Regions from separate parts of the Mus musculus genome. Here all the other regions are linked to region 4. A link is a loop called in an ENCODE intact Hi-C map of the cell type or tissue named here. Cell type or tissue: heart. All regions are shown on one strand. Links, peaks and the distances in the headings refer to the core of each region. The heading gives the core; the rest is flanking DNA.

Evidence for each region. A loop is a pair of places that touch in the nucleus more often than their neighbours do. Peaks named below come from ENCODE experiments on the same cell type or tissue, not always from the same donor. Only the 100,000 strongest peaks of a DNase experiment are listed, where the experiment ranks them.
Region 1: it touches region 4 in a loop (2.1-fold over the local background); 7 of 42 quality-filtered maps call a loop at or near these places.
Region 2: a loop joins it to region 4, with 2.3 times the contacts of the local background. A loop is called at or near these places in 19 of 42 quality-filtered maps.
Region 3: a loop joins it to region 4, with 2.7 times the contacts of the local background. A loop is called at or near these places in 13 of 42 quality-filtered maps.
Region 5: it touches region 4 in a loop (2.4-fold over the local background); 18 of 42 quality-filtered maps call a loop at or near these places.

The regions. Positions count from the first base shown.
Region 1 is chr4:115,782,273-115,788,522 of GRCm38, reverse strand. It overlaps Atpaf1 (ATP synthase mitochondrial F1 complex assembly factor 1), which reads right to left and starts at 3,517. Exons shown (of 9, transcript NM_001369233.1): 1 at 3,219-3,517; 2 at 153-261. The coding sequence starts at 3,472. It also overlaps a transcript of Tex38 not described here. In heart, for the core only: a CTCF peak has its summit at 3,450 (motif pointing left); a DNase peak (open chromatin) is centred at 3,462; H3K4me3 peaks cover 1,839 bases; H3K27ac peaks cover 1,494 bases.
Region 2 is chr4:115,836,290-115,842,539 of GRCm38, reverse strand. Mknk1 (MAP kinase-interacting serine/threonine kinase 1) reads right to left here and starts at 3,342. Exons shown (of 13, transcript NM_021461.5): 1 at 3,259-3,342. In heart, for the core only: a CTCF peak has its summit at 3,277; DNase peaks (open chromatin) are centred at 2,359, 3,359 and 4,109; H3K4me3 peaks cover 2,021 bases; H3K27ac peaks cover 1,183 bases.
Region 3 is chr4:115,844,617-115,850,866 of GRCm38, reverse strand. Mknk1 (MAP kinase-interacting serine/threonine kinase 1) reads right to left here. Exons shown (of 13, transcript NM_021461.5): 2 at 2,505-2,647. Among named protein-coding and RNA genes, the nearest start is that of Mknk1, 8.5 kb to the right of the region's middle. In heart, for the core only: a CTCF peak has its summit at 3,353; DNase peaks (open chromatin) are centred at 3,276 and 3,998; H3K27ac peaks cover 1,724 bases.
Region 4 is chr4:115,735,180-115,741,429 of GRCm38, reverse strand. Efcab14 (EF-hand calcium binding domain 14) reads right to left here and starts at 3,660. Exons shown (of 11, transcript NM_001368627.1): 1 at 2,590-3,660; 2 at 890-1,038. The coding sequence starts at 2,771. In heart, for the core only: a CTCF peak has its summit at 3,465 (motif pointing right); a DNase peak (open chromatin) is centred at 3,789; H3K4me3 peaks cover 1,975 bases; H3K27ac peaks cover 1,164 bases.
Region 5 is chr4:115,824,834-115,831,083 of GRCm38, reverse strand. Mob3c (MOB kinase activator 3C) reads right to left here and starts at 3,004. Exons shown (of 4, transcript NM_175308.5): 1 at 2,843-3,004. In heart, for the core only: no CTCF peak of the experiment used is centred there; DNase peaks (open chromatin) are centred at 2,623 and 3,073; H3K4me3 peaks cover 2,356 bases; H3K27ac peaks cover 1,463 bases.

The DNA of each region.
Region 1 (6,250 bases), core at 880-5,879, 47 kb before region 4:
AGGATCTTGTCTAGCAAGAGCAGGGTACACATTTACTGACGGAGAATGAGAAAAGATGAGATGTTCCGGTCACTGGCGACCACTTAAAGGGTAAGGGCTAGTAAGCTTATACAACAAGACAAAACCAACCTCCGAGGCCCAGTACATCTTACCTTCTGCTCCATACACTTGATAAAATCACTTTGTTTGGAGTGCCCCACTGGCTGCTTTCGGAACTCACTGCGCTTCTCCAGGCGGGACTCAAAGGCCGCTGGGTCAGACCTGACAAAAGGTAAATAAAGGTGAAGCACGCAGGCCTTTGCGGGCTTTGAAATAAGGAAGCACTCCATCGCACCTCCTCAGAGAAGGGACACAGACACCATGAGGCTAAAGGGTTTGCATTCAGTTAAGAACAGGGTATAAGCCTGAAAGTCAAGGCAGTGGAAAGCAAAGCCAGTTACTCAGCTATAGGTAAGCCTCTAGGGATCAGCAGTGCAACACTGTTTTTGTTTTGTTTTTTTGCTTTATTTTTCTTTTGCAGGCTACTCGCTCAGGTGATGCAGGGCTCGCTTTCTTAGGTTCTTAAGCCACTCAAGAGAGAAAGAATACTGTCAAGTCATATTGCTGGGTTACCTCCACAGGCAGGAATCCTACAGCGTGCCTACTCAGTGTTAAGGTTTTACCTGAATATATCTAATTTTTGACGTCTCCTTCTATACCCACCATCAGATCCTGTACTCCAAATGGATGCTCTGGAAGAAGCCTTAGTACCTGAGCATCTCCCTGACCTATCAGACAGAACACCAGAATTCATCCTTTATCTTAAAATGGGGATGCTCTTCAGGCTTGAAGGCTAGGCTGAGGCAGCCATTGTTACTAAGGATACGTCAGAATGTGTAGCTGATTATGGGATGCGTGGCTTTGTAATCGTAGATGAAAACATCATCCAAGAACTCTAGCTACTTGCCTGGGAGACACACAACAGTTTGGGTGAGGAGCCAAGGATAGCTTGTTTAACCGTTTGGTAGACCTTCATAGTCAAGACATTATAGGGTACTGCCTATTCCAAAAACTGTTTGGATGTGACACCAAATGTCACTGTCTTCACTACTATGTAGATGGGCTGATCTTTTCTTTTCTTCTGGAAGGACTGGGTCAGCCCAGCTAATAAGCACGGATGTACCTGAGCTTGCCATGGTGAGTGCATAGAAAACAGGGGCACCGTGCGCAGGAGAGCTCTTGCTGTGCTCTAGGCACATAGAAAATAGCTAACACACTGTCCCTACTTGAAGAAACTTACTACCTAGTTGTATAGACAGATACATAAATATGTACAAACGCACTGCTGATAATTATAACCGTAACAAAATTTTGCTCAAACATCCTTAAATGACTGAGGTGGTTTCATGACTGTACTTTTGACTGTGTTATTATTTCCCATATTTGGAACACATTCCTCCAATGATTTAAGAGCTAGACCTAGACCATAGTATTTGCAGTTTAGGTATTAGATTGGTCTAGAGAGTGGCAGAGAACTAGCATGTGAAGGTTTTACATCAAGCGCTAAGCAGTTTGGACACTGAAGAATTCAATGGGGCACCTTGGGAAACTCACTTTCTGAAATATTAGTATGTATAAATGTTGATGGGAATGACCCAAGGAAGGAAAGAGACCATTATTGGCCCCTGAGTAAGTCTGAATAGACCCACTAAGTACTCAGTGAGATGAGACACCTCTTTGGAGACACTTGTGTATTAAAGGGATCAGAGAGAAGTGGGTGGAGAGGACTGCAGGTCAAGTACTATTTTAAAATCAATTTGAGACTATCTAATGTTTGAAGGAGAGCAAAAGTATTCACTCATTTATTCCATCATTGCTTCAAAAAGCTTAGAAGATCACTCTATTCGTGGTAAAGTGACAGACAGGTGGAGGGTTCCAGGGCTAGAAGTGGTAAACCCTAGTGTCTTAGTCAGGGTTTCTATTCCTGCACAAACATCATAGCCAAGATGCAAGCTGGGGAGGAAAGGGTTTATTCAGCTTACACTTCCATACTGCTGTTCATCACCAAATGAAGTCAGGACTGGAACTCAAGCAGATCAGGAAGCAGGAGCTGATGCAGAGGCCATGGAGGGATGCTCCTTACAGGCTTGCTTCCCCTGGTTTGCTCAGCTTGCTCTCTTATAGAACCCAGGACTACCAGCCCAGGGATGGCACCATCCACAATGGGTCCTCCCACCCTTGATCACTAATTGAGAAAATGCTTTACAGCAGGATCTCATGGAGGCATTTCCTCAACTGAAGCTCCTTTCTCTGTGATAACTCCAGCTTGTGTCAAGTTGACACACCAAACCAGCCAGTACACCTAGTTAGAGGATGCTGCTGCCCCGCGTGAAGACGAAGAACTTAAGGGAGTGGAATTAAAATGAGACAAAATGCAGAGAACTTCTAGCCGGTAACGTCTGGCTTCCTTTCAGAAGTGCCTTCCTATAGCACCAAACTCTCAGACCACCATTCCTTACCTTCATCCTTCGTCCTGGAACTAGGCACCCACTCTACCTACCTTAACAGCCATAACCCTACGACACTTTTCCTCCTCAGTGCTGGAGATGGAACTCAAGGCCCAGTGCATAGTAAGCAAGTTCTCTTCTACTAAGCCACACCTCTTTCATCTTCACGGTTTACCTTCTGGAAGCTGACGCCTTAGGAACCCTGGTTACAGTCAGATAAACCTTAACCAACTGTGTGACCTCGGGCAAGACTCTACCTCTCTCCAGATCCCTACATTTCCTTAGTGAGAGGGTTCAATGGGCAATACAAACGTAACATTATCATATCAGTCTTTGCCACAATCCCAGTCTCCTTGTCCAGGCAGTCAGGGCCCTAAGCTGGGAGAGCCTGTGAACTTGATCTCTCAGGCAGGTATCTGCTGACTCAACATGTGACCTTGAGCAAATCAAATGCCTTCGCTGAAGGTCTTCATTTTCATCTTCCTAAGTAGGGGACAACTTTCTCTGAGCTGTCTTCTTCATAGGGCTTTAAAGAGTGTTTTGACGACTGTGGAAAGACCCAAAGAGTCTGCAGAGATGTGACTTTAGGCAAGTGGCCTGGCCTCTCTGAACTTGGAAACAAACTATTGGTATAGCAGGGCCAGGGCAAGCCCACCGTCCCGGAGAGTAGTGCATGCCGGAAGCTCTGCCCGCCGGTCGTGAGTCCCCACCCCCACCCGACCAGGACCGCACCTGCGCAGCTGCTGGATCTTGTCCCGGTAGCGGTCGTAGAAGGGGTTCGCTTCCAGCTCGCTGACCCCACTGCCGTCTGCTCCCTCGGGGGGCAGGCCCGAGCCCCGGCGCACCGGGAACACGCGCAACTGTGCCGGTGACACGAACCCCAGCCCCAGGGCGCGGCTGCGCACTGCACACAGGCCTCGGTAGAGACCCGCCACCTGCAGGACTGCGGGGCACGCTCCACCCGCAGCGGACACTACCGCCGCCATGGCCGCCTGCGACTCCCCCTCCTCCTCCTCGGGCGCGTCAGCCTCGGCCCCCGGCCCGCGCGCCTGCTCCATCTCCCGCAAGGTCCGCGAGGCCCGCGTTCCGCCACCGAGGTTCCGCGCGCTCAAGGTTCCGGGTGCTGGAGTGGAGAAGGGACAACGACGCTTCGGGCTGGCAGCTCCCGGTTCTGCCCACCCGCTCTAGGGGTGTCGTGGCGCGTCTCCTCCCGGGAGTCTGCCAGGATTCACCCCACCCCCTACCCCCGACCAGCAGCCTCTGCGCGCCAGGCTTCTGGAAAGCTGGCTTGCATCTTCGGGTTCTCACAGGGCTTGCCCCTTTTCTAAATTTACTTGGCACTAGCTGTAACAGTTTCTTTAGCTGCAAAGGATGTCTGAACATCATAGCTGAAGCTTCTCTTTATCAGTGTCTATTTGCAGAAGGTTCCATTGGCCTCATACCCTATGAAGTAGATATTAACCTCATTTTACAGATGGAGAAGCTAAACAGGCTGTGAACCATTAAAGTAGTAAGTTCCACCTAAAAGCTAAGCTTTTTAAAAACGCAATGCCTCTGAAGTCTGGGTTCCTTCCTGGCATTTAATTGAACTACTTTCCTCAGAGACATAAGGAATTATCCTGGACAAGTCTTTATTTGGGCTCTCCCCTTCTCAACCAAAATGTCACCATCTTCATTTGCTGAACCAAACTTGAGCTTAGGAACAATGGTATCTCACCTGCTACCATCCAAAGCAGACCTTATGTGAGGGCAGTCACATGGAAGTCCTTATCTGGACCTTAGTTGATAGGAACCTCTCCCGAGGCAGGAACAGGGACTCCAAACTCTGTTCAATACAGCCTGCGCTCAGACATCAGACTCTCGATGCTGGGACAGTGCATTGGGAGATATGGAAGTCTGACTTTGCTGGCCTGTACCTGGCTCAGAATTTTTCCACGTGCTGTTTCCTCTGCTCAAACAGGCATGCATTGCCTCCTCCTCATCTGGAACTCAGTTCTCTCAGCGCCTCAAAGAGACCTCTAGAGAAACCTCCCCATCCTTTAAAAAAAAAAATTGTGTTCAAGTGTGGTGAAGCACATGTGGAAATCAGAAGACAATTTTGTGAAATAGGCTCTCTCCTTCTTTTCCAGTTTCCAACTCCTTTCCAGCTGATCTAATTCAGCTCTCCAGGCTCACAGGGCAAGTGCTTTTAAGCTGCTGAGCCATCTCTCCCCCATTCCTCCTTATAGTCTATCTTTACTCTTCCCCCACCCAGAGCTGAGGACTGAACCCAGGGCCTTGTGTAAGCACTCTACTAAGCTAAATCCCCAACCCTTTCCAGTCTTTTTTTTTTTTTTTTTTTTGGTTTTTCGAGACAGGGTTTCTCTGTATAGCCCTGGCTATCCTGGAACTCACTCGGTAGACCAGGCTGGCCTCGAACTCAGAAATCCACCTGCCTCTGCCTCCCAAGTGCTGGGATTAAAGGTGTGCGCCACCACGCCGGGCCCCAGTCTACTTCTTACAGAAGATATAACTATCCAAAACTTTAGACCTCTGGTGGTCTGAGGTAGGAATGCCTCCCACAGACTCAGGTATTTGAATTCTTGCTCCCTGTTGGGGAGGGTGTGAACCTTCAGGAGGTGGAGGCTTGCGGGAGGAAGTATATCAATGGGTAGGCTTGAGAGTTGTAGGCTTCCCCACTTCCAGGCACTGCTTTTTGCTTCCTGCATATGGATAAGGATGTGATCTCCCAGCTTCGTACCCCAGCCACCTGCTGTCATGTCTCCTTTGTCATTATGGATCCCCTCCCCCCTTCTAGACCCATAAGACAGACAAACAAAAATACCACCACCACCAACAAAACAAAACAAAAACGAAACAAAAAAACAAACAAAACAAGGCCTCCGTCTATAAATTGCTTCACAAAAAATTGCTATTTTTATCACAGCAACAGCAATGTTTACATAAACCCATAGAATTTATGTAAATACCTTGTTTACAGAAACCCATGGAATTTACATTTTAGTGGAACCAGATAAACACTCGTAAGTAGAAAAGCAAAGGAAGATATGAGAGACACAAATAGGGTATTGCCTGAGCAGATATTTGAATGTAATGAGGGAACGACTTGTATGATACTTGCAGGGACAGACTAGCTAAGGGGAACAGCAAATGTAAGACAGGATTATAGTGTTGAAAATAGCAAAAGCATATCCCCATGGTGGAGGGGACAGAGGTAGAGATGACACAGAGTTGAGTGGCTAAATTGCTCAGGGCTTTGAAGGTCATGGTTAAAAACTGGCTTTTGATCTGGGAAGTCTAAGCAGAGGAGTAACATGGCCTACTCTTCAAAGGATCGTTCTGACTGCGGAACTTGGAGTATGTGGAGCAAATGTGGAAACCTCCAAGGGTGAGTAATTTGTCCCACCTCAAAGCCCAAGGTCAAGTATAACTTGATAGATAGGCAAGGAAGGATGCCAGCCAAACTGTTGGGTATGTGAATCTGAAGTTCTGAGGTATGTTCCAGGCTGGAGGTTACAGTTGTGAGTCATCAGTGCATTTGTGTTCTTTAATGTTATAAATGTGGGTAAGTTCACTGAGAAGGAAACATAGATAGAATGCTAAAGACTGAGCCCTGGAGCATGCCAAGACTTAGAGACCAGGAGATGGTGGAAAACACCAGCTAAAGAAGAGGAAAAGCAGGGGCAAATAGGGTAGAGCGGAGGGAAAGGCATTCTGGGAAGAACTCTGTAAATAGTGCCTGCTCTGGTTTGAATCTGAAATGT
Region 2 (6,250 bases), core at 523-5,522, 100 kb before region 4:
TCCACCCCACTGGGTAGGTGACTGCCATGACAACTATACTTTAAGTCCAGAACTATAAGACCAGAAAACAGTGGAAAGGGTTCCTATCTGCATTGGTTTCCAAGTCCATAACAGTTTAAGGTACTTAAAACTATAGTCCAGGGCCAGAGAGATGGCTCAGAGGTTAAGAGCACTGACTGCTCTTCCAGAGGTCCTGAGTTCGATTCCCAGCAACCACATGGTGCTCACAACCATCTGTAATGGGATCTGATGCCCTCTTCTGGTGTGTCTGCAGAGAGCAACATGTACTCACATAAATAAATACATCTTTAAAAAAAAAGAAACAAAACTATAGCTCAGTCCATAGTAAGTATGTCATAAATGTTAGCTTCACCAACCGTGTAGAACTCCTTGGGAGCCCTCATAAGCAGGGTACGAACTTGACTTAGCAATTGATGCCAGCCTGGGTATCACAGAGTCCATCTCAAAGAATTAAAATCAATTCATTTAAGTTCTTTCTTCTTTCTTTCTTTTTTAAAAATTTTGTAGAGAACCAGAAAGATGGCTCAGTAGTTAAGGGCATGTGCTACTCTTGCAAAGGACCTGAGTTCAGTTCCCAACATTCATGGTAAATGGCTCAAAATGACCTGAAATTTCAGCTTCAGAGAATTTAACACCCTCTTATGATCTTCCTGGGAACCTATATTCATGTGTACATGTACACAATTAAAAAATACAAATAAGGTCAGATGTGGTGTGGCATACCTTAGCCCCAACATGTGGGAGGCAGAGGTAGGTGGATCTGAGTGTAAGACCAGCCTGTGCACATCCTGAATTCCAGATCAGTCAGAGAGACAAGGTTCAGGGCTGTCTCAAATTAACTAATTCACTAGAGTAGAATTAGAAAAAACAAGTGTCTGGGCATATCACTTCCAGAACTCTCTATCCTTGACTGAGTCCTTGTGAAATCTTGCTTGAGTCTTTCCCTATCCACAAGATAAAGGTAGTGTAACTAGATGGTTCCTATGCTTTCTGCCTTCACACACACACACACACACACACACACACAAAGAACTTTCTATTCCATATGTTGGGGCTGTTGGCAAGGAAAAATGTGAATTTGTAGCTGCTGGTCCCACATGGAAGAGACTACTGTTTACCAAGGCCAAAGGCAGAACAATTGATTAGTCAGCCACCTGTGAGCTTTCTCGTACCTGAACTATATCACAGACTATACAGGTCCCTGAACACTGCACGACTTCTCTTGTAACTAAACTCACCAACAGCAAGGCCAGGGCCTGAAATCAATAACAGCAGTGAAGAATCTTGGTTCATGAAGAATTCCTGCACCTTTGTGCCTCTGGTGCCTGTAAGTAGGGCAACATCCATCTAACCAGGGCCCTCCTTAGCCATGAAGGAAAACATGAGGTCTCCTTCTAATCTTGATGGCTTGTAAAACAAAGACCAAAGAGGGATAAAAAAAAAAAAAGGCACTGACTCATTTGACCACAAGCATTACAGAGACCTACTATGTGCCAGTCCTGTACCATGAAGAGCAGGTGTGACATAGACTTGGCTCCTTGCCACCAACTGTAGTCGGGGTACATATGAGTGATGTACCCCAAGACAGACTTTGCTAAGACGTCTATAGGAAGCTCAGTCTCTGCTACAGGAGACTGGATTGGGAGCATCTAACCAGCAGGAGGATGAGACGCGTCACCAAAGATGTGGTGTGAGCACCCGTGAAGAAGCTGCAGAAGGTGCCATATTATTGAATAACTACAGACCACACAACAGGAGACCTAGCTAAACATGTGCTGCAATTTGCCAGCTTCTTCTCAGAACTTCTCTCTCCATGGTTGGGTTGGCTGGTGCCAGGCCCTCTGACTGCCAAATCTGCACTAGAGAAATGACACTCCTATGCAAGCCAAAGACCCTGGATTATAGAAAGAGGAACACTGAGGTGGGAACAGATGCTCCGAAGGGGCTCCAAACTTCCTGGCTAGTTCACTTTTTTTTTGGTTTTCGAGACAGGGTTTCTCTGTGTAGCCCTGGCTGTCCTGGAACTCACTCTGTAGACCAGACTGGCCTCGAACTCAGAAATCTGCCTGCCTCTGCCTCCTGAATGCTGGGATTAAAGGCATGTGCCACCACGCCCAGCTTGTTTTTTTTGTTTGTTTGTTTGTTTGTTTTTTGTTTTTTATTTTATTTATTTATTTATTTTGCTAGTTCACTTCTATACACAATCCTGACTCCGTGTCTATTCTTCACAGTACTTCCAGCCCAGGCCCTTTAGAAGGCCCGAAGCTAGGGACAGTGGGCAGCAGCTCTCTGATGGCTGGGGATCCAGGGAAACATTATACATCAACCACTCAGCTGGTTCTTGGCACAAGGCCTGTGGTCAACAAGTTTGAGCTCCCTCCTCATACTGCAAGGTCAATTCCACGTGTAAATCCCAGAGGCTCCAAGGCTCAGGTTACATCAGCTTCTCCCCCCAGGGCCTCCCTGAAATATGCCAGATCAAAACACTCTTTCCTGGAAATCACAATCGTATGTATCAGTACCATTGCATGTGGGCAATTTACATATAAGCATACTTAACCCTCACAGTGACATTATTATATTCGTTTTAAAAAGCTCTAAGAGAGAAAAATGAGTTGTTCTAGGATGCTTCCTAGGAGAGGGGAAAGCATAGCTCACCCCCAAAGTCAAGCACTCCCACCCTCTTACCTAGCTTCTGATGGTCCACAGTCCTACAGCTATAGGAAAGAGACTGCATCCTACCCACACTCCCACCTCTCTGTTGAAAAAAGTGTGGCAGAATCATTTGTATACTATATTGCAAAATAAGTGGAAACCGCCAATTTAACACAACGAAGTACACATATTTTATAATGTGCTCATGCCAGTGAACTGTCTTGAGCCCTGTCAGTCTTGAGTGTATCCTTGTTTGGTCTGAGGCTCAAACTCCTTATAGGCTGAGCTCCTCCTCGACAGCCCGTACCCACCGGCTCCGGACCTGTCACAACCCAAGCCTGTCCATAAGCACGGGCTGAGAGTCCGAAAGAGGATCTTATGCGCTGCGGTCTGGGCAGGGAAGCAGCTTTGAGGACAGTTCTAAAAGGATGTCCCCTTCGGCTGCTCCTCCGCAGAAGAACCGGGTCTTAACCTCGAGCTGCTCAGAAGGCCCTGTCTGCCCCTCCCGGGCGACTGCAGCGCCGCACCCCAGACCCCGGCCCCGTTTCCCCGCCGAGGGACTCCTCGCTGGCTCACTTTTACCTTAGTTGACCACCGCGGGAACGGCCGCGAGCACCCCCACCTGCAGGTCTCCGTCGAGAACGCGGAAGAGGCGGAGCTAAACTCAGGGGGAGGGCCCGAGCAGAAGGAGGCGTGAGGGGGAGGAGTCACGCCTGCGCCCCGAGGGCCACACGTGGCGAGAAGCAAGGCCAGTTCACTGCGCAGGCGTGGCATATCAGAGCGTCCTCTGGTTGTTGCGGGTTTCTTTTACAAGCGGAAAGTGGAAGACGCTGCAGGTGCAAATAGTTACTTCTGCGAGCCAGAACGGAGTTCTTGTAAACCTGAGGGCAGCTCTGTTAAGTAAAGTTTATTTTTGAGACAAGGCCTTTTGTATACTCCAGACTTGACTTCAAACTCGTTTTTCTTCTGACTCAGTCTCCAGAGTTCTCTGATTACAGACGCACACCACCGGGCATGACTGTAAAATTTCTATAAAGGTCTGCGTATACAGAAGTTCATTACTTCCGGTAATTAAATTTTTTAAATTGTTGTTTTTCTAAATAGTCTCACTATGTAACCCTGGCTGGCCTCAAACTTAAAGAGATCTACCTGCCTCTGCCTTCTGAGTGCTAGTATTAAAGGTGTGTGCCACTACAGCAGCTAAAACAACAGCTAAAACAAATGTTCTTAAAGATCTATTTCTTTTTCTCTCTCCTCTCTGCTCTCTCTCCTCTCTGCTCTCTCTCTCTCTCTCTCTCTCTCTCTCTCTCTCTCTCTCTCTCTCTCTCTTCTCTCCCCCTCCCCCCTCCCCCCTCTCCCCCTCTCCCCTCTGTGTACTAATTAGAGTAGTACCCCAACCAGCCTCCTTGCCTCACTTCCACAGGCTGCAGATGCCTGAGACGGGAAGACGGGGTGCTTGGTTTCAGTTCAGGTTCTGACGCAGTTTTCTTTTGTGTGGTGAAGTAAACTTCCCTATCCCATTCAGTATTGTTGTTAGGGTCTGGAGAGTAAGGGGCTTAAAGAGCATCTCCGTTTCCCATCACTCCTCTAAAACACATTTATTCCCTCTTCTGGCCTATGTGTTCAACTATATGAGGGAAGGAAGTGGAAGTATTCAAGACTTTGCTAGATTTCAAATCTAGATGAAGACTGGAAAGGGACGTCTTTTTCCCAAGCATTTGTATTTACTTCCTTTCCAAATTTGAGTCCCCTTCAAAGGCTGGATATTGCAATCTCTTTCAACTTATAACCTTCCAGGCCCACCAAACTTCGTGTCTTCACTGCCCTTTCTAGTCTATTCCCCAACCCTTGATAGCCAACCAGTCCAGGGTCACTCAAGCATAGATTGGGATCCAGATTCTCAAAATTACTACCCACCTCCCCATGGCAACCATGATGGTTAATTAACATTGGATAAAGGCTCTAGGGTGCTCCCAGGAAGGAGGGCAAACCATGTAGAACTCAGACCTTCCTCTGGCCTATTTGACCGCATTCCATAGTTCCATACTGTGGTAGCCACGAACATATAAAAGGGCCACAGGGCTCATGAACGCTGAGTTCATCCAGCATCATTAGTCAGTGTGGGATGTTCTGCCCCAGGGTGGAGGTGACAGCTTATTCCCTGTTCCCTGTCCCCTCAATGGATGCAGATCCTGAGCCAACAAGACAACTAAGCCCTGGCTTCCCAGGTAAGTTGCTTTTGTTAGGTTTTGCCTGTTTAGGTGAGAGTCTTCTTATTTCTCATTACTAAGGTCAAAGCTCTCCCTCTTTGTCCTCTAAGCATCCTTCTCAGACTCTCCAAGCAAGTGTGTGTGTGTCTGTCTGTGCATATGTCCTTCCTAACATATTTCCAGACATCTCAAATTTGAGATAAATTTAACTCTTCCACAACGTACATGGACTTTCTAACAGCTGGACTGTCCAGTGACTGAAGAGATAATGATTTGTAATGGGTTTGAAAACACTCTTTTAGAACACTGGGCTCTGGGCATTAGAAGGAACAGCAAAATGGAAAACCTTCCAGATTCTAGAGCAGATACTGGGGGTGGGGTGGGTGGAAGGAGAGCCAGGCAGCTGGCTAAAGACTTGTGTCAATCACTTGAGACATGTTGAGTATTAGCTGGATTATTATCATGTCCATTCACAGGGTGAGGATGAAGGAGCTTAGAGGTCAGACCCTCACCCCTACTTCTATTTTAAAATGATACTTCTGCCAGGTGTGGAGGTGCACACCTTTAACCACAGCACTCAGGAGACAGAGAAAGGTGGATCCCTGTGAATTTGAGGCCATCCTAGTCTACAGGGTGAGTTCCAAGGTAGCCAGCACTACATAACGAGACCCTGTCTCAAAAAAAATCATTACTACTGTGTATGTGACATGAGTGGGACCCCATTCCAAGTGGCGTCTCTTCTTTTGCCTTTATGTGGGTCTTGAGAATTGAACCTAGGTCATCACGCTTACATTGTTGGGCAGTAAGTGCCTTTATCCACTGTGCCATCTTGGTAGTCTACCACTTCTGATCATAAAATAGAAAGTGGTTTATAGAGGGAAGGCTAGAAGCTCAGGCCTCAGCTTCTCAGGTAGAGTCCCTGCCGGCTCTTTTGAAGGTATAAGAGGACCTCTGTTGAATCTTCAGAACCAAGCTGCTTTTGACTCCTGTCTGAGTGGTTGTGGTTTAGGGGCAGTGAGTTCTAGCTGTCTCCTGGGGAATATGCTCTGGATTGAAACCTGCCCTACCTCCCCTACTTTGAGTCCTGAGAGGGGCTCCTTGTTCTGTGGTTGGGGTTGGGGCTGTATTTCCTACTGCACTTTTAGCCATCGGTTCTTCCAAACCACCCTGACATGAACCAGCATTGCCAGTGTCAAAACAAGGAACAATTCCCTCCTTTGAATGAGTACCTTGGAGGCACACCCTGCACTGCCCTCCTACGACATCCTCAAGGCTCTCGACTTATCTTACTCTACGACTCAGAGCCCTGGGAGAACTTGGGTGTCCCCACACTGGGTAGCTAGTCAGTCATGACTGTGCCCATA
Region 3 (6,250 bases), core at 889-5,888, 110 kb before region 4:
AACGGAAACTCCAGGTCATGCATTATGAGACTCAGCTCTCTGTTTACACAGGTGCTCTTGCATGTGCTCCAATGTCCACAAGGTTCGGCAGCTCTCTTCCACTTTACATAACCACAAAGGCCTAATGGTTACATCCTCACTACTAGTTAATCAACTTTAACCTTTCAGAAATCTTTTCTTGTTCTCAGATACCTCAGTATTTTGTGTTCTGTCATTTAATAGAGGATGAACTACAAACCAGTGTCTAAGCACATTATTCATGGCAGTCAAGAATGAAGTGTAAGGTGACAATCTCCTCCCGTCTGACCTGGGAGTTGGTAGATGTGGTTTGTGGAAACATCACTAGGCATAAGGGAAAAAGAAAGGCACATTTGAGCAGAAGCTGGTCAAATTGAACAGACAGTGAGTATCAGGAGCCATCTATACAATGAGCTCCGTCAGAGGACTGTCTGTGAGATTCCAGAGAGCTGGAGGGATTTTTTTTTTCTCCTTTAGACCTTCATGTGTGGAAGGGCGGGGCCATGTGGTTCAAATCAGCTGCATGAAAATGGCATGGGGTGATACTCTGCAGGCCTTCAAGAGGGCTATGATACTCAGATACCCAGAGCCAAAACCTCAGACTCATCCTCTCCCTCTGCTCCCATCCTGGGGTCACCAGGAGCCTTTACAGCCATGTTGCAATTCCTGGTAGGAGGTACAACATCAGAAGGACAGAGAAGCAGGAACAGGAAGTGTGTGCTTACAGGATACAAAAACAAGCAGTAGCAAAGGGCAGGGCTTGGGTAGGGAGCACAATATAAGGGCTGAGAAAAGCAGGCTAAGCTAGCTATCTAAGCTCATTAATATAGTTCACAAGGCCCTCCGCTAACATTGGTCCCTGTCTTCTTTCCACCCTTAATAACCAATAATCATTCTTCTGTGGAGGAATGGCAACAGCTGCTTTTTACTCAGCTAACAATCCAAACAGTCCTGCTAGCGACATTTCTTGGAACTTCATCATTGTGTTTTGCTGCATAAAAGTATCCTGTAAGTGCATCTTCTATATGCCATACAGAATATTAGAAGATGGTCCTCAGGTGAGATTCTGTAAAATTAACACCTCTGCTGCTTTGTCAAGGGCATTCTTAAGTGAAAGTGGCTGTTACGTAGGTGGTAGTGAGGAACAGCATGGGCAGGGCCACAGCTCTGTGCCATTGCCTTAACCTCCCACTGTCACAGCACAGCAACAAATAATCCGTGACCACGACTTTGAAAGCTTTTGGTCTTGCAGATCCCCTGGAAGGGGTTCTGTGTGGCATACTTGTGAACCTTTGTGCTGGGCAATGAGGAGGGAGCCAGGAGCACTGTGGCCTTCAAGCCAGCTGTGATATGCAGTGCAAACAGCAGTTACTCAGAGATAGGCTAGACAGGCGGCTGCAGCAGGCCAGAGAGAGATAAGGAAGGCTTACACCAGAGACAACGGTGGCAGGGACAGGAAGGGCATGCTATAGAATGAGGGAGGAAACCACAGAGGCCAAAATTGTCCTGCCAAACGACTGGAGACAGAGGAGGAGGAGGTCAGTTTATGACCACCCTTGAAAGAGGGTTCTTCTCTAACACAGGGCCAGCCACAGAGTGGGGCCTCAATGCAGGTGTATGAAGCTACGCTTTTAGCCAAAGGCAGCCATGTGAACAGTAGCGCCAACAGAAGAGAGCTTGAGGAACGGGAGCTCAGGAGGTGGGGAGCAGGGGAAGATGGCAGTGCCAGCAGGAGGCTTCAGGTGACAACAGGTGACATCCAGCAGCTGGTATTATGTCACAGGTCAGGCTAAAACAACCTTACTCAACCCTTATGTGTCCCAAATCAGTCACTGAGGCTTGACAGAAAACCTGCCTGGCAATGATGAGGCCTCCGGCTACAGCAAAAGCCAGAACATGCCACAACCTCAGTATATGAGCCGTGTCTGGGATATAAACACACAGATAGAACTTCCAACATCTCCTTGGGAAGAACAAGACTCAAGGGACACAAGAATTTTACCTTGGACACTTCTGCTGAACTTTGTCTCTTTTTGTTACGGTGTGGCAACTTTATCTTACATGTTTTACTTACTGTTCTATTTTCCTTCTGTCCCTCTGCCATTTTGTCCCATAAGGGCTGTGATCTTATTTACTATGTAACTGTTATAGGAAGTTACTGAGACCTGAGAAGGCTAAGCCATCAACTGCTTAAATGACCTTGAACTCACGCCTTTCTCTGGAAATATGGGAAATGTTCAACTCAACGTAATGTAAAAAAGTAAGTGGAGGGCTGGTATGATGGCTCCTTGGATAAAGGAGCCTGTCTCCGAGCCTGATGACTTGAGTCTGACCCTGGAAGGCACATGGCAGAACCAGAGGACTGACACTTGAGAAAGTTGTCCTGTGATAGCCACAATACAGCACTCTCATCCCCAACTAACACAAATTAAATAAAGATAAGGCTTTAAAGAAAAGGGAGGGGTGAACGGTACATCCAATCTTACCCACAAGGTTCTTTAACTTGGAGTCTCAGAGGAATCCCAAGACTGGTGTCTTCCAGCCACAGGGAGTTATCTGCTGGTCTCTGTCCAGCCAGTGTCCTTTAGTCTGCCACCTGCTTCTGCTTCATCTCCTCCAGCACAGAGATCTTCAAGAAGAGGAAGGAGAGAGAGTGTGAAACTGCTGGCTTCTCCAAGAAGACCAGAGGAGATGCTGATCAACCCAAGTGCCCCAGCTCTGTGAGTGACACTTGGAAGCAGGTGTACACACAGGAGTCACAGATGTCCCTGGGCTTTAAAAGCTGACCGATGGAAATCTGAATTAAAAAAAAAAAAATCAGCTTTGCTCCCACTGTGGATTCTAGGCAGTATAAGATGTATCTTGCCATGAAGATGGAGGTAGACCTTTCTCTCGGCTCTGAGAGTCTCACACAGAGGTTTCAAGCTGACGCTTCCTACCTGCTCGCTTGGGAGAGGTGCTTAAGAGCTTGTTCCTGGTGGCCAGGCCCAAGCCTCACAGGCGAGGGGTAACAGTGCCAGCAAGATAAAGCAGCCCCTGAGAGTAGCAGGTGGTAAGAATAGAGTCCCTTTTGTGCCAAAAACAATCATTGCTGATTCCCAAAGTGATGACTTCATTTTCTGTAGGCATGGTGCTGTTTTTAACTCCCTGGCTTTAGTTATCATGTGTCAAAGTTGCTCAACTTTTGCTCTGTGAAACACACTTGCACTTCCTCTTTTCTCTAGGCAAAAGCACTGAAAATGTGCTTAAGTGTGAATTCTGAGCTTCTGTGCCTAAGTGGAAACTGGATGCGTTTCAACATTACCTCAAATCACATTTGCCAAGCTGGACTTGTCGCAGCCCCTACCGGCAGCTTCCTTCCTCCTGATTTCTCTTCTTCTCTATCCGATTACATCATCCTTTCAGCTACCTAGTCAGAACCATTAAGTATTCCCTCCCCCCACCTCCGTGTGAGTTCCAAATGCTCAGGTTGCCAGGCTGTTCCCTCAGCCTTGTCTATAGCTCCTTACAAACGAATCCTCATACCAGAGAGATGGCTCAGTGATTAAGAGCACTTGATGCTCTTGCGAAGGACATGAGTTCAAGTCCCAGTACCCACATGATAGCTGACAACCATCTGTAACTCCAGTTCTAGAGAATTGGACAAAGGAATTCCCATTTATCTGTCAAGGTCCACAGCAACTTCCCGAGAGGACACTACCAGCTCGAAAAGTAGTCTAGACTCTTCGTACTCACTCCAGCATCTCACCTAGCTCCCATTATTCCATTACAACACAAATCCACACCATGAGTTTCCCACCAGCCTGTAAACTCCTTAAAGACAGGATGTAGTATATATTTTCATTTAGATATTTTAGCATTTAATACAGCATCTGGCACAAAAGGGCTCCCATGGATCTGAATGAATCACTCCATTCACAAAGTTTCCTGCTCGCTGCTTGTGAGAGACTTCAGCACATTGGACAGCCCTAACTATTGTGCTTTGTATTCCCAAAGGATTCTCCCAGGCTCAGCAAAACTATTTCTAGAGCCCAAGGGAGTTTGGCTGGTATGTTTTCCTGTTCCCACTAGTAACCTTCCAGGGTCAGCCTTGAATATCCATGAACTTTAACTTGCTGCCTTTAGTGTTACTAGAGGCTAGCGATTATTTTTCTGTAAAGGGCCAGATAAGATAATAAATCCTGGGGCTGGAGAGATGGCTCAGCGGTTAAGAGCACTGACTGCTCTTCCAGGGGTCCTGAGTTCAATTCCCAGCAACCACATGATGGCTCACAACCATCTATAATAGGATCCAATGCACTCTCTTCTGGTGTGTGTCTGAAGACAGCTATAGGGTACTCATATAAATAAAAGTAAATAAATAATACTTTAAAAAGATAGTAAATACTTCACACTGTGTGCGCCATCTGGTTGTTGCTTTATCTGCTCCGTTTTTAGGGAAAAGTGCAGCCACAAATTGGATGCAAATGAATGATGATGACATATGCCAACCACACCTTAATCTTGGACACCACAGTTTGAATTTCTTCACATACTTTTTGTGTCTCATGAAATGTTCATCTCCTTTTGATTCTCCATCTCCAAACACTAAAAACTTCAAGAAAGCACTCTTAGCTTGTGGTACCTACAAAAAGAGCTGGCAAACCACAATTTGCCAACAACTAGTCTAATGTAAAACAAAACAAAACAAAACAAAAGCAAGATTCAGAATTCCATGATAGACTCTTTATTCCCAGTCATTTGGAGCCAGTCTAGAGCTGATGAAATAAAGCAGATGGGCTTTCAAATACCCCGGGCCCTGGCACACACTAGCAGCACGGGACATGCATCTTAACTCCTCTCCCTGACATAATCTACAAAACAGGGACAATAACATATGCTGTGAGATAGGAGACTGTGACACCAAAGTCTACAATTTAAGAGGCACTCCATAACTCCCATTATTACACCTTGTGAGACAGCCTCCCCATGTCAACTATAGCTCTGGAAAACAACATAGACGGACACTCTGGAAACTACAGCAAAAGAGAACATGGTATCCACGAAGGACAAAAGCAGAGAGGGGCTTGGCTGTTTTAGTTATATACATAGGAGTCTAAGAGTCCAGTTAGCCTGACTGTTCTGTTGTCACTCCTAATTTCCTTGGGCCACTTTCCCTCTTTACCAGGAACCTTGAGACTCACGGAACACAATGGGTCCATCACTTGGCTTTCAAGATGAAGAACATCTGGGGGACACAGAAAAGGCTGAGGTTAATGGTGTTTTCAGCCTTGATCCCAAAAGCCAGACCTGAGCCTCTAAAGTCTTTGCTAGATGTCTAATAGGTGCCATGCCTCTGCTGGGGTGACTCAGGCTTCCTTCAGTGCCCAGACTTACCTTCCTATAGTACCCTTACCCTCTCTTCCAGCCACAGGGGCCAAAGGCTACATCTACCCGACTGCCCTAACTTCCAGCTTCCTGCAGTGTGCGTAACTTACCCAGATTGCCTGGGATCCTTCATCATAGCCTCCCCTAGGCTGAGCCAGGACAGAGTGGACTCACTTGAGTCAGCTCTGGGTCCCTCACCTCACACAAAGCTGTCACTTACTGAGTCAGTGAGACTTCTGAAGCATTCTCCCCTTAAACTTTTTTAGCTAGGCTCTGTTTAGCAGAGTCTGGGTCACTGCCAGGAAGAGGGAAACCCTCAGAGAGAGAAAAGCAGCATAACCAATGGGATCTGAGCGATGGAAAACAGGTTTTGAGGATGAGGTGAAAGCATCCAGGCGGTGTAGCCTGCAGAAGCGAAGATGAGGCCTAACTGGATTTTGTCTTTAGGTACAGAAAAGGTTCTCATAAGAAAATCTTGATCTCATCCCCCTTTATAATCAAAGGGAACTTTTCCATATTCATGGGCAACAGAACAATAAGAACTTGCTTAAGTCAAGGCCAGGGGGTTTTAAACTGGGAGGAGCTAAATTAGACACCACTTTCCAGAGACACCATACTGTCGTTCTGTTTGGCAAGTGAACTGGAGGGGCCTTGCTTGCAACTCTTGCTGAAGGCTGTGGGAAAGGAAATAAACACCTGCTCTAGTCCTGTTTACTGTGGAGACAGGTGTGGGAAACCCGAGTCAGGTGAGATTTTCTATCAAGCCATTGGCATTTTAATGGACTGTTTCCCACCGAGCACGTTTGTGGTGTCATGCTTTGGAATCCTATGATGGAATTCTAATGTTAGATGTCTAATAGGTGCC
Region 4 (6,250 bases), core at 517-5,516:
ATTAAAGGTGTGCACCACCACTGCCCGGCAGCTTGTTTGTTTTTAACATACATTTATGTATGTATATATGTGTGTACGGATGTATGTATGTATGTGCATGCCACAGCATGTCTGTGGAAGTTAGAGGACAACTTGCAAGAGTCAGTTCTCTCCTTCCAGCGCAGGTGGATCTCGGAGAATGAACTCAGGTTTGCCAGCAAGTGTCTATACCTATTGAACCATTTGGCCCAGCCAGCTTCCTCTTCTAAGAACACAAATAGTAATTCTCATCTTTACCACTGCACAGGCATGTGCATACACACGCGCGCGCGCGCGCGCGCGCACACACACGCACACACACACACACACACACACACACACACACACGGGGGAGTGGGGAGAGCAAAATAATGCCTATGTCAGAGGCCTGTTTGGGGAACAATTTACTTGTCAATTGGCACAAGCAGACACTTCATAAATGGTGGCTCTTAGAATAAATGCTGTCCACTCCTATGTTCCTACACAGTGTTTTGAAAGAGGAAGTCACCTGACAGATGCTTCCACATTTTAATTGCTGGCTCTGTAAGGTAGAAGGAAACTGTGGTATTTCAACAGCCACTTTGTACCTGGGGCTAGGCTGTAGGTTGAGTATAATCAGGTTTCTGGTTTACAGTTGCTCCCCTTTGCATTGAGTTAACTGCAGTGTCATAATTTCAGACGCTACTTGTCAGATGGTACATAACCACTGGGCTTGTTTATGGGTTGAAAAGCAAGTAAGTGCTACTACAGTTAAGCCGACAGTTAAGCTAGTGTACAGAACAAGATGCACAACTGCTTACCAGAACGGGCAAATTCCTAATTCAGCATGGGCCAGTTTCCCCCAAGACTTGAAGAGAACCTGACCACTTACTTGTTCTAAATTTTTCCTTGAGGACATCCAGATCCTCCTTGAGAGCCATTTGCATCCACACCAAGCCCACAGAGGCCACAACGCAGGCTGCGAGGATGACAAAGGCACAGAGGGGACAGCAGATCTTGCAGCATCGGGCATAGTCTCCCCTGTTGGAAGAAAACATTCACCAATGAGCGAGAAGGTAGCTGTGATGAGAACAGCTTTATTAGCAACAGTATGCTCCTATGCGATTATCTTCTCTAATGAATGACCAATGAATTTACCAAGGATCACAGGATAACACACTTGCGTCTAATAGGAGGAGGTTGCAAATTACTGAATATGACCCGTGAAAAGTTCTACGGGGTACAAAGGTTTCAAACTGCACAGGAAACAGGGAGTTCCCGTGGGCCATGGGAAGAGCTTGCAGGTTCTAGATCACTGCTGTCAATTCAGGAAGGTGGTCTTTGGAGCAGAACTCGGTTTGAGAAGTGTAAATGACAAGAAGGGCCCAGTGGCCCATCTGCAATCCAAGTACCTGGGAGTCTGAGGAAGAGGGATTGCCAAGTTCTATGCCTACTACTAGAACCTAGCTCAATCCTTAGTAGTAATAAGATAAAAAGAAAGAATGGACAGAAAGAAGGGTAAAAATGAGTGGTTCTATGGAATTCTATCCCTTCACTGTAATTTATCCCCTTCCACACCCTCACCCCCCCCATACATGCTCACTTAGCCCAGGAGACCTTGCCTCATTTATTGAAACTTCACAAACTCTTGACCAAGTTTTACTGCAAATGGAATGAGAGAAACTAGATCTGCTGGCTTAAGTGGACACCTGATATTCTTTAACTTAACTGCCTTGGCAGTACAGAAATAGAAGCACACTAGATTTCACATCAAACTTCATCTAGTTTTCAGTTCTAAACTAAGGCAGCAGGGCAACTTTCGAGACTCACACTTCATCAGATGACCTTCACAACACAAACTTGGAAAAGTCCTTAACTAACCAGTCTTAACAAAAGCACACAGATTCTGAGCCCGCTAAAAGATCACAAATCTTTTAGGACCCAAGCCCTTTGCCTAACTCTGGTCTCTACACCCCAACGGACTCCCTTTGCTTTTAGTTTGCTCTCTGACAGGTCCAAATGGCTGAGGTTTCCTTCAGTTGCCTCACAAACTGACCTCTTAATCCCCCAATCCTCAAAGCTCATTTGTTTAGTGGTTGCTCTACCTGAAACTGGTTTGGTAAAAAAGACTGCTCCCCCCACCCCCATATTATTTATCGAAGGTTCACACTTTCAACAGTAAGCCCTTCACCATATTCTCCTATCACCAATATCTAAGCTGGTTAAGAAACACAAAACGAGTATTGGTCTTAAGGTCCCTTGACCTACTTTTTAAAAATGCCTAGCCCCAAGAGCCTCTCTGCTCCTCTGTCTCCATGAGTAACCTTTTTAATTCCTTCTTGGGCTATGAGCCCATTCCCCAAGTCCACACTTCCACCCTAGATTTGAAGCTCTTGTTAGACATTAGAGTGACTGCTTACTCTTTATTAAGAGTTAGAACTTGCCCTGTCCAACATCCTTTCTCCCTGTTTTCCAAGGCCTACTTCCCTTTTTCTTCCAAGGGACTCCCCTCTCCTTCTCATCCATTTGCCCGGCTGGTAGTAGTGCAAGATGCCTTTTGCCCATTTCAGCCCTCCCCACTGCTACACTCACTTGACAAAACGAGAGCGATTTCCAATTGCTCCAAATTCCTCTTCGTCTGTGCTGGACTCTGAGTCTGAGTCAGGAGGCTCAGTGCGAAGCAGGCGGTGGCTGCCTGAGCCTTGCTTGGTCTTCTTTCTCCGATGGTCACCAGCCAGGCCGATCAACGCATTGAGCTCTTTGCGCTTTTTCATCTTTTTGTGGGGGGTGAGTGGCGGGCCCACTCCTGAGCTGCCAGGTTCGTAGCCAACACCCAACTCTCTCGCTGACTTGGAGCTGCCTTCCAGGGTTGGAAATCCTGGGCCTGAGCCCCCTGATCACTCCCACCCAGAGGTGGGACTGACCAGATCTACTGAGGGCTGGAGAATAGAGCCCAGAGAAAATTGGACTCAGGTGGATGGGGGATGGGGGGTGGGGGAAGTTACATAGAGATGGCCAAGGAACTGGAGATCTAAATGGATAAATTTCTGAAACAACTATTACCTGTCAAAAGGAAAACGAAACAAAACAACCCGCTAAGTCAAGCACGAGATTCTAAGTCGTGTAGGCAACCAATATTTCTAGGAGTGCTCCAGAAAGCGGGAGAAAGATACACAAAACTAAGGTACTTTAGATCTCTGGGACAAGATTCCCAATGCAGAAGGAAAATAAACTTGTTTTTGAATGGGAGGAGAGGAGACTTTGCAGAGCAGGCAGTGGGAACTCGCTGATCCTTAACTGGAGAGGTGGTGACAGGAGAGCGCCAACACTGCCTGGGCGCCTAGAAAACTCCCAGGCCGGGACGCCCACCAGGATTCGGGATGATCACCTTCCCGTGGCTTCTGTCCTGAGTTTGTAGAGACCCGCGCGAGAGGAGCGGGAGCCCTGCTGCTAGGGCCTGGAGGGGGCGCAGTGATGAGGGGTGACCACCGCTCCGCCAGCCTGAAGTGTTCCGCCACCAGCGACTTCCGCAACTCACACGCGCCGCGGCCAGTCCAGCCGCGTCTCCGGCCCCTGCTTCGGTCGCGACTTCTCTGGATGTGCTGGCGGTGGCGGCCGCCGCAGGCTCCAGACCCGGGCCATAGCTCCAGTCTTAGCTCACTTCCCCTTTGGCAGCGGCCCCGGGCAAGGCTTGCCAGTAAGCCGCGCCCCCATTGGGCGCCCCTTGGTGACGTCACGCAGGAGGGCGCGTGTGGTGCTGGGGAGGTGGAACGTTAAAGGGGCCGCGGCTCTGGCTCGTGCTGGGTCTGGAGCCACAGTTAGTAGGCCCCGCCCCTGTCGGACCGCGGCTGACCGCATCAACTTACAGCGGAGGCAGAGTTTTGCTTGCTGAGAAGCAGGGGCGGGGACTGGCACCCGAGGCTCCACCTTCTGAAAAGTTCTTGAAAGACTCCATCCCTCTTACTCTTAGGTTCTTTAGGCTCATTGTTTTAATGGCCCAGTTGAATAATTCATCCGTCCTTCCATCCATCCCTCCACCCATCTATCCATCTATCCACCCACCCACCCATCCATCCAATAAATATTTACTGGTGGTGAAATATCGAGACTATTCTAGCTCTGGGGATGCTGCCATAAACACAATAACCAATGTGTTTTCCTTTCTGTATAGAGTTGCCAGATTTAGCAAATAAAATACTGAACACTAGTAAATTTCCAATACCAGATAAACAGTGATTTTTGGGGAGGGGGGAGGGAGTTGGACAGAGGCTTTCTATGTAGTCCTGGCTGCCCTAGAGCTAGCTATGTAGACCAGGCTGTTCTTGAACTCGCAAAGATCTGCCTGCCTTGGTCCTGAGTTCTGGGATTAATGGCATGCATCCTCACACCTGGTTTAGCTATTTTTTTTTTAAATTATAAGAGCCCTCCAATATCTATGACAACTTCATATTGAAAAATAATTCATTGTTTATCTGAAATTTAAATTCAATTGGGCTTCCTCTATTTTATCTGCTCATCTGCTCCAGCTTGTATTTGAGCATGAAAGCAACAATAGGCACACATATTACACTTTAGAAGTGGATGCATATTATGAAGGAAACCCAAATAAGATAGGGTGAGGCATGCCTGTTGTCTTTGATGAAGGGATTTTTGGGCATAGATCCTTAGGAAGCCAGAGAGTAAGTAAAATGGTATCATGAAGGAGTGCTCAGAAAGACCTGGTTTGGAAAAAAAAAAGTGATAGGAAATGAAGTTACAGAAACATCAGGAAGTAAACCTTGCAGGGTTTTGTAGAAGGAGTTTGAAAAACCATTGAGGAACATACTCTGAATTTTCAGTTTATAGAAGATGACTCTAGGGGCTGCAGAGATGGCTCAGGGATTAAGAGAGCACTGACTGCTCTTCCAGAGGACCTGGGTTCAATTACTAGCATCTGCATGGCAGCTCACAACTGTCTGTAACTCCAGTTCCAGGAGCTCCAAGGCCCTCATATAGACATACACGCAGGAAGAACACCAATGCACATAAAATTAAAAATAAGTAATTTTTTAAAAAAAAGATGACTCTGACTACTGTTTGGAAAATAAACAACAAAAAGAGAGGGAGCCAAGTATTTCTTCGGTCTGGATAGACATGAAGAGGACAGCGGAGTGGCAGTAGTGGGGATGGCCAGTATGCTGTATGCTTCTTGTAGATAGAGTTAAAGATATTTGTCGGTGGATTAGATGAAAGAAAATTAAAAAAAAAAAAAAAAAGGAGCCATGGACAACCCTAGAAGTTCGGAACGGTGCTGTGAGAAGAGCCTTGCCATTTGTCGAGAAGGGGGAAGGTTTGGGGACAAGGTCAAGAAGCCGATGATTTGATATCTAAATTCGAAATCCAGTAGGCTGCTTGGTATTTCCATAGGGAATTCTGGGCAGGAACGATGGCCTAAAATATAAACTGGAAACTCAGCAGACGTCAATGATATTTATAACATGGTGCGTTGAGCTACCTGGAAGGAAACCAAAGTGATTTAAATCCCTATATTCTCACTGTGGCAGCTGCACACTGCCTTTGCCTGAGGAAGCCCTCCTAAAGCCCAGGTGTGTGTCTTGATTTGCCTTTAAGTGTGGAACCCAGTGGTAAGCACCTAATTACAACCACCTGTTAGATATGCGATGGCATGTTCACATATGTGAACAGAGTACTGCAGAGGTAGGAGAGAGCTTTGGAGTCATGAGATTTAATCCTGTTTGCAATTCCAGCTCTGTCGGGAGACAGCTGTTGGACTTTCCTGGGGTTGTTTCCCAACTCTGTACCTGAAATAAACATCTACTTTGCAGGAGACAGTGGCTGATGCTTTTGAAGCCTGGAGTTGTGGTATAGATGCCCCATTTTTTATTGTCCCTTCTTGTTTCTAGAGCTGCTCCAACCAAGCACAGAAGCTACAAACCACATATGCCAAATGTACAGGTAAATGTCCCATTTAGCTTTGTTCTACTTGTTCCCTTGGCACCACTGGCTCCTTACCCAGTAGACACATGTGGCTAGTGGCCATAGAAAAGCACAGTCTCATATCATTCTATCATCACAAACAGTTTTATTGGTCAGATCTGCCCTGGTGCTTTCCTGGTGGGCTGGAAATGGAACGATGAGGTTACCAAACTCACAAACCGTTTCATAGACACAGACACATCTTGTTTATGGTCACTATAATCCACAGGCAATCGAGGTACCTATTCATGGTGGGAGGTCTTTCTATTGTAGATGC
Region 5 (6,250 bases), core at 665-5,664, 90 kb before region 4:
TCAAATCCTTTGTGGTCTACTTTAGCCGCACACCCCACCCCTGAAGCAGCGCCACAAGCCTTTCTTTCTGCTTCCTTTCCTCCCTGCTTTCTTGAAATCTTGCAGAGGGTGTGCCCTGGGCTCCAAACCGGTGCTTACAGGACTTACTGTTGAGCTTTACAGAAGTGACAGAGGGTTTTGCAGGCCCCAGACAAGGTATCCTCTGGAAGCCCCATAGGCCATCTGTGTAGTGAGAGAGCCTGGCTGCGCTGTACTTGAGAGGGGGGTGGACTTTGAGTTCCTCTGGGATATCCCGAAGTCCATCTGGCCACCGGGGATTCCCAGGGAACAGAAGGGACTTTTCTACCAAAAATGTCTTTTCCGTTTTCTTTACACTGAAAGAGGAAAGGGCCCTCACAAGGCCAGCTGAGTGGCCTTAAGTGTGGCTGCAGGCTCTGCAGGAAGAGGAGGGTGGCAGGCCCAGAACAGTGTTACTTCCTCTGACAGACACTAGAGTTCCTTTCCTCAAAGCTAACCCCTCCTTCAATTCCCAAACAGTATGAGCCGCTGACCTTCCCCTTGCACCCAACACTCCATGGATTTTCAGCATGCCTACTATGTATGCACCTAGCACTGGGGGCTGGGGTAGAACAGCCAGACTCACCCTACCTGTCCTTCTGCATGTTTGCGTTACCTCTTAGAATAGAAGGATCCCAGACTCAGCACAGACTTCAGGGAGCATCCACCAGAGTCTCCCAAAGTCCTGGGATCTTGTCCCTGCTTCAAAACTAGCTTGCTTGCATCACCATGGATTTAGTCCATGCGAATCCTTGAACACCCTACAGGTAGGTGTCTGAGCATCTCAGGCATTTCATCTCGCGCACCAATATACATGAGCTATTGGAGGACGCAGATCCAGGCAATGGCCAAGACTGCAACAGCCACAGACTGAACACGGACCCTGAACACAGACTTATAAACTAAGCTCAAGTTCCATGCTAAATTCTGGCTTGCCCCCAGCCCTGGTTAGTCTGAGCCCTGAGCCTCACACTGAATGAGGCTTGAGACAGTGGCAGAGAAAGCTTATCCTTACCTCTGACTGCCTCTGACTCAACTTTGAAGCAAGTTTCCTTTTTCATTGATAACTGCTGGGGCAGGACTGGGGAAGAAAGGGAGGGGATAAGGCATTTCTGAGGCCTCCGCTTTCCTTTGGCCTCCCCATTACTGATTGATTGTTACAGATTCTCTCACTCTGCCTTTCAATTCCACAGCCTACCTTTCCTGACCCACCGGCCTCCAGCAGCCACCCTGGGATTCTTCTTGATCCCTAAACATGTCCTCACTGTCCTGCCTGTGTGTCTTTTGCTGGTCAGTTTCTGTTTTCTCTTTCTATCTGACCGAATGATCCCTTCTTTGGCAGCTTCCTCCAGATCCCAACCTTGTGTGTGGCTTCTCTGACTGCTTGTTCCTACCCCTCTCCGTCAGGACTTAAGTTGGTGGCTAGGCTTTAGCTTAGACTCTAGAGTCTTAGAGTTGGCTGGGGAGATGTCTCAGTGGGTAAACTTGCCTGAGTTTGATTCTTGGGACCAACATGGTGGAAGGAGAGCACTCCCACAAACTGTCTCTGACCTCCACATGTGCACTGTAATGCGCACATAAATGTGTGTGTTCCCGAGCTCATACGTGCATGCATGAGCAAGTGTGTGGACACACATAAATAAATGTAATTAAGTTTTGAAAGTAAATCTTGCCTCTCAATAAATGAAAAGTGAGGGGGAAAGAACTGATATCAGCTCTGGGCCTCCATCTCTGCATGCCCATCTTCATATACCCACAGCACCACACACACACACACACACACACACACACACACACACATACACACACACGTTGGGATAGCTGAGAGGTCAAGTGGTACGTCCCACATGAACAGATGGCGAAACTGAGGCCTAGGAGGAGGATTTGAGGAGCCTGAATTTGCACAGCAAGTTAGAAGTAGGGGACTGGTATAAAAAGGGACTCAGCCTATGACAAGGTACAAAGTGTCCCTTTCCTGCTGTCTGGCCACTGGCCTGATATAGATAATTGTGAAGGAAGGGAGTAGAGAGGCCCCACCTCCTTAGTATAGAACTTTAGGCCCCAGGACTTTTCCTAGAAAGAGTAAACTTGGAGGTGAGTACGGAAGGTAAGCTAAGAGGGCATCCCGTCTGTTAGCACTATCCTCTCCCAGCCTCACACGGAGCCTCTCTTCCTCTTCCCTGTGGACCCCCCACTTTAATTACTAGGTAGGTGGTCAGTGGTTTGCTTACTCCGTGACCAAGCATTTAATCTTCCTAGATGAAGAGCACAGGCTGACTGACACTGCCTGTTTGTCTTACCTCGTCCCCTGCCAGGGACACACCTGCTCCTTCCTTAGTCTGGCTTAGAATCAGCCAGAAGATGGTCCCAGTTTGAACTCAGAATCTAGCCTAGCACGCCCTGCGGGACAAGATCTAAGTTTGAGATTCTCAGAGAAAGAGGGAGCGACAGACGCAGCGCTGTCCAGCCAGACCCGCCCCTACCTCCCGCGAGCTCCTAAGAACCTCCCCTTAGCTTCAGCTGTTAGGGCCAAACAGGTCCTAGGACCCAGAGGAGCCAGCCTGACATTTCCGCTCCTGAAGACACGCCCCCCACCACCGCCAGCTACCGCCACCCCCACCCCGGACTTCGGACACTGAGAGCCTCGGACCCTGGGCTGAGGACTGTGGCCAGCCTGCTTTTGGGCCGGAGTCGCTTCCAGAAGGTGCCACGCGAGGACCAAGAAGAACTAAAAGTGGAAGCAAGACTGGGCCCTGGGGGGCGCGGAGACGCGGCGCTCACTCACCCGCTCCGCCTGAGTGGACAGCTCCGGGTCTCTGTCCCTGCGGCCACACCGCAACGCGCCGGTCGTCCTCCGGCCTGTGATCCCGCCGTGCGGGTCTCAGCGTCTACCCACCAGTCTGATCTGGGCCGCGGCCGCCGTCCCGCCGCCAGTGCTCGAGGAGACGCCAGCTCCGCCCCAGGCTCAGCCACGCCGCGGCCACGGGGCGGGGAGGGGCGGGGAAAGGGACTCCCCCGTCCCAGGATACTTACTCTTCTCTTTAGCCTTTCCGGGAAGTGGGAAGTCCGATCGGGCTCGCTGTCTCCCCGAGGGCAAAGGACTAACTGAGGAGCCGCCCCAAAGGACCGCCTGGATCTTCCCTAAGGAGATAGCCTCAGATTCATAGGCTGTAGAATGGGAACAAGTTTAGCTTCCGCCTGAAGCAGAAAGAAAAACCGCTGTGGTTTGAATGGTTTCCTAGCCCTCCTGCAGTTATCTGAGCTTCACTTGTCTTTGAATTCAATAAAAGTTCCTAGCAGCCAATGTGTTCAGCTTCAGTCCACTGCCATACAGAGCAACTCAAAACCCACCACTGGAGGCTGCTGCTGGTGGATGGCGCATGTCTTTAATTTCAACACTAGCGAGGTAGAGGCAGGCAAATCTTTGAGTTCCAGGCTGCTAGCCAGCCAGGCTAGCCAGGGCTAGGTGGTAAGATGGTCTCTCTCTCTCTTAAAAACAAAACAAAACAAAACAAAACAAAACAAAACAAAACAAAACACCAAAACCAAAACCAAACCAAACCAAACCAAAACAACCAAACACTTAAATGAATAGCACACGTATGGGAGCCGTGGACTGGGTCAGTCCAGACAGAAACATTCCCAAAGAATGTTCAAAGAAGACCTCGCCTTCCTTGCACCTGGTTCTGGTTCTGTAGACTCTCACACCATCCAAAGTTACCCATTTCCTATCTTCCTTTGTCTCTGTTGTTCTTTAGAATGGCTTCTCTCCCAGCCTGTTCCATCTGGCTCCAAACCTTTGCATACTTGATCTACACTACCCACTCTTCTACCTAGATTCCTCCCCTGGAAACAGGCTGCTATCCCACATCAGTGCTCAATGCATACCATGGCTTGGCCCCAGGAACCTGTCTGCAGGATCTGCCTAGGGTGAGGAGGTTGAAGACAGAGTTCTACTAGGTGAGTGCTATGGTTAACCTTCATTGTTAGCTTCACTAGCTTCGGAACTACCAAGGAGTCGCCTCTCTGGGAGTGTGTATTCCCAAGGGGTTGTTTAACTGAGGAGGACTGGCTCTCCTTGAATGTGTCTCCTGCCATCCTGAACTAAACTAACAGAAAGGTGGGTGAGGGTGGGGGAGCCAATAGAGCACAGGTGTCCATCCACCTCCATTTCTTCACCACTGTTCCAGACTCTTGCTGTCACAGCTTAGAGCCTGTCTTGACATACTTTCCCTACCATGGTGGACTGCACTCTCAAACTGTGAGCCAAAACAAAAAGCTTTTCCTTAGTATTTTGTTACAGCATAAAAAGTAAGTACCACAGAAGGCCAAGGCAGGCAGCTGGGCTGCCGAAGACATCCCGGAGGACATGAAAGCGAGAAGGAGTGACTGCGGAGACATTGGAGCCTGAGGCTTTATACTGAGACACAACTGCTCCATTGGATTCCCTGGCTCTGGGTCTGCTTTCTCAACCACATGAGAACACACTTAGATCCTTAAGAATTTTAGGTTAGGGGTTGGATAGATGGCTCAGCCGTTAAGAGCACTGACTGCTCTTCCAGAGGTCCTGAGTTCAATTCCCAGCAACCACATGGTGGCTCAAAACCATCTGACACCCTTTTCTGGTGTGTTTGGAAAGAGCAATGGTGTACTCATATACATAAAGTAAATAAATCCTCTTTAAAAAAGAATTTTAGGTTAGAACTGAGGACTCATCTTTGACTAGGGGCTTCTCTCTATCTTCCTCTCTTTCTCTCTTCCTTTCTTTTAAATTTATTTATGTATGAGTGCTCTGTTGCATGTACACATACATGCAAGCCAGAAGAGGGCATCAGATCCCTTTATAGATGGTTGTGAGCCACCATGTGGGTACTGGGAATTGAACTCAGGACCTGTGGAAGAACAGTCAGTGCCCTTAACCACTAAGCCCTCTCTCCAGCCCCGTAAGGACTTATTTCTTCTCCAGCATAAAATTTCTTATAAACTTTTACATGTTGATGGAATTCACATTTGACATACTGTCAATTTGATATAATTATCAGAGCATTTTTGTTGAGTGTGACAGTGTGCTGAGATTAAGATGATGAATCAGTCACTGATTTCAGGTGCTGACAGATCAGCAGCTGCAACACAACATATGCAGGTAACCATGTCAGAGCTTAGTCGTTCAGAGATAGAAGTGGGGTACATAATGCACTGATGGTCCAATGCTAGGCAAGGGTGGGGATATTCACAGGCAACCCAGAGCACCCTGTTTTGAGGAGACTTTAACAGTGGCACTGCATATAGATGTAACTAGTTGTAGGGAAGCCATGTACAGACTATACCACCAATGAGATAGCAAGGACTGCAGATAGCTGTCAGCAACCCTAAGCTGAGGTACACTGGGAATAGGAGATATGAGAAGGCTATAGCTAGCTCTGTGGCCTAAGGTGGAGACCATACCCAGATCATAGCAGTCAAGAGAAAAACTACTGGTCAATAAGGGTCTCATTTCCCTCTCTTCTCTGGCCAAGTTCCCCGTAGCTAAGTCCCATTAAGAGCCAAGGACAAGGGAACCTGTTGCCACAGCCCAGAGATCAGCCCCCTAGATGCGGAGCTGGGAGGACAGTGTTGGGTAAGGGATGATGTCACAGAGGAAATGACTTAGAAACTGCTCAAGCTCCTCTTATCATTTTGTGCTAAATATTTTACAAATGCCATTTGTAATTGCTTCTCCCTAACTCTTGGATGATTTAGAAGTGAGACTTTAGTTTCTCATCCTAGGAAGAGTTATGTTTTTCTTGTTCACTGCTCTTTACATTGCCTTGTGGTCAGAGATCTTGGTCTATGAGATTCTTTGGAATTTGATACAACTTCCTCTGTGGCTTTGCACATGGTCATTTTCTGTGCCTCTGAGCTAGGTTTTATAGAAAAGGCAGGAATTTAGTGAAGAATGAAGAGACTCTCTGTGGGCTATGTTGGAGATCCATTCTGAAGGAATTTTTGAAGTTCCAGGGTCATGTGCAGACTCCTGGATGTCTGTAGGGCAGGTGATAGGAAGAGTTGGAGTTGGGGCAGCAGAGAGAGATGGTGTGGGTTTCTTAATGCCCATACCCCTTTCTGCCACTCTCAGTCTGGGCTGTATTCTTTCAGGAGGCCCGTCTGAGGCTAAGAAGACCCAGAGCATGCAGACAAGTTCCTGCTGTACTGT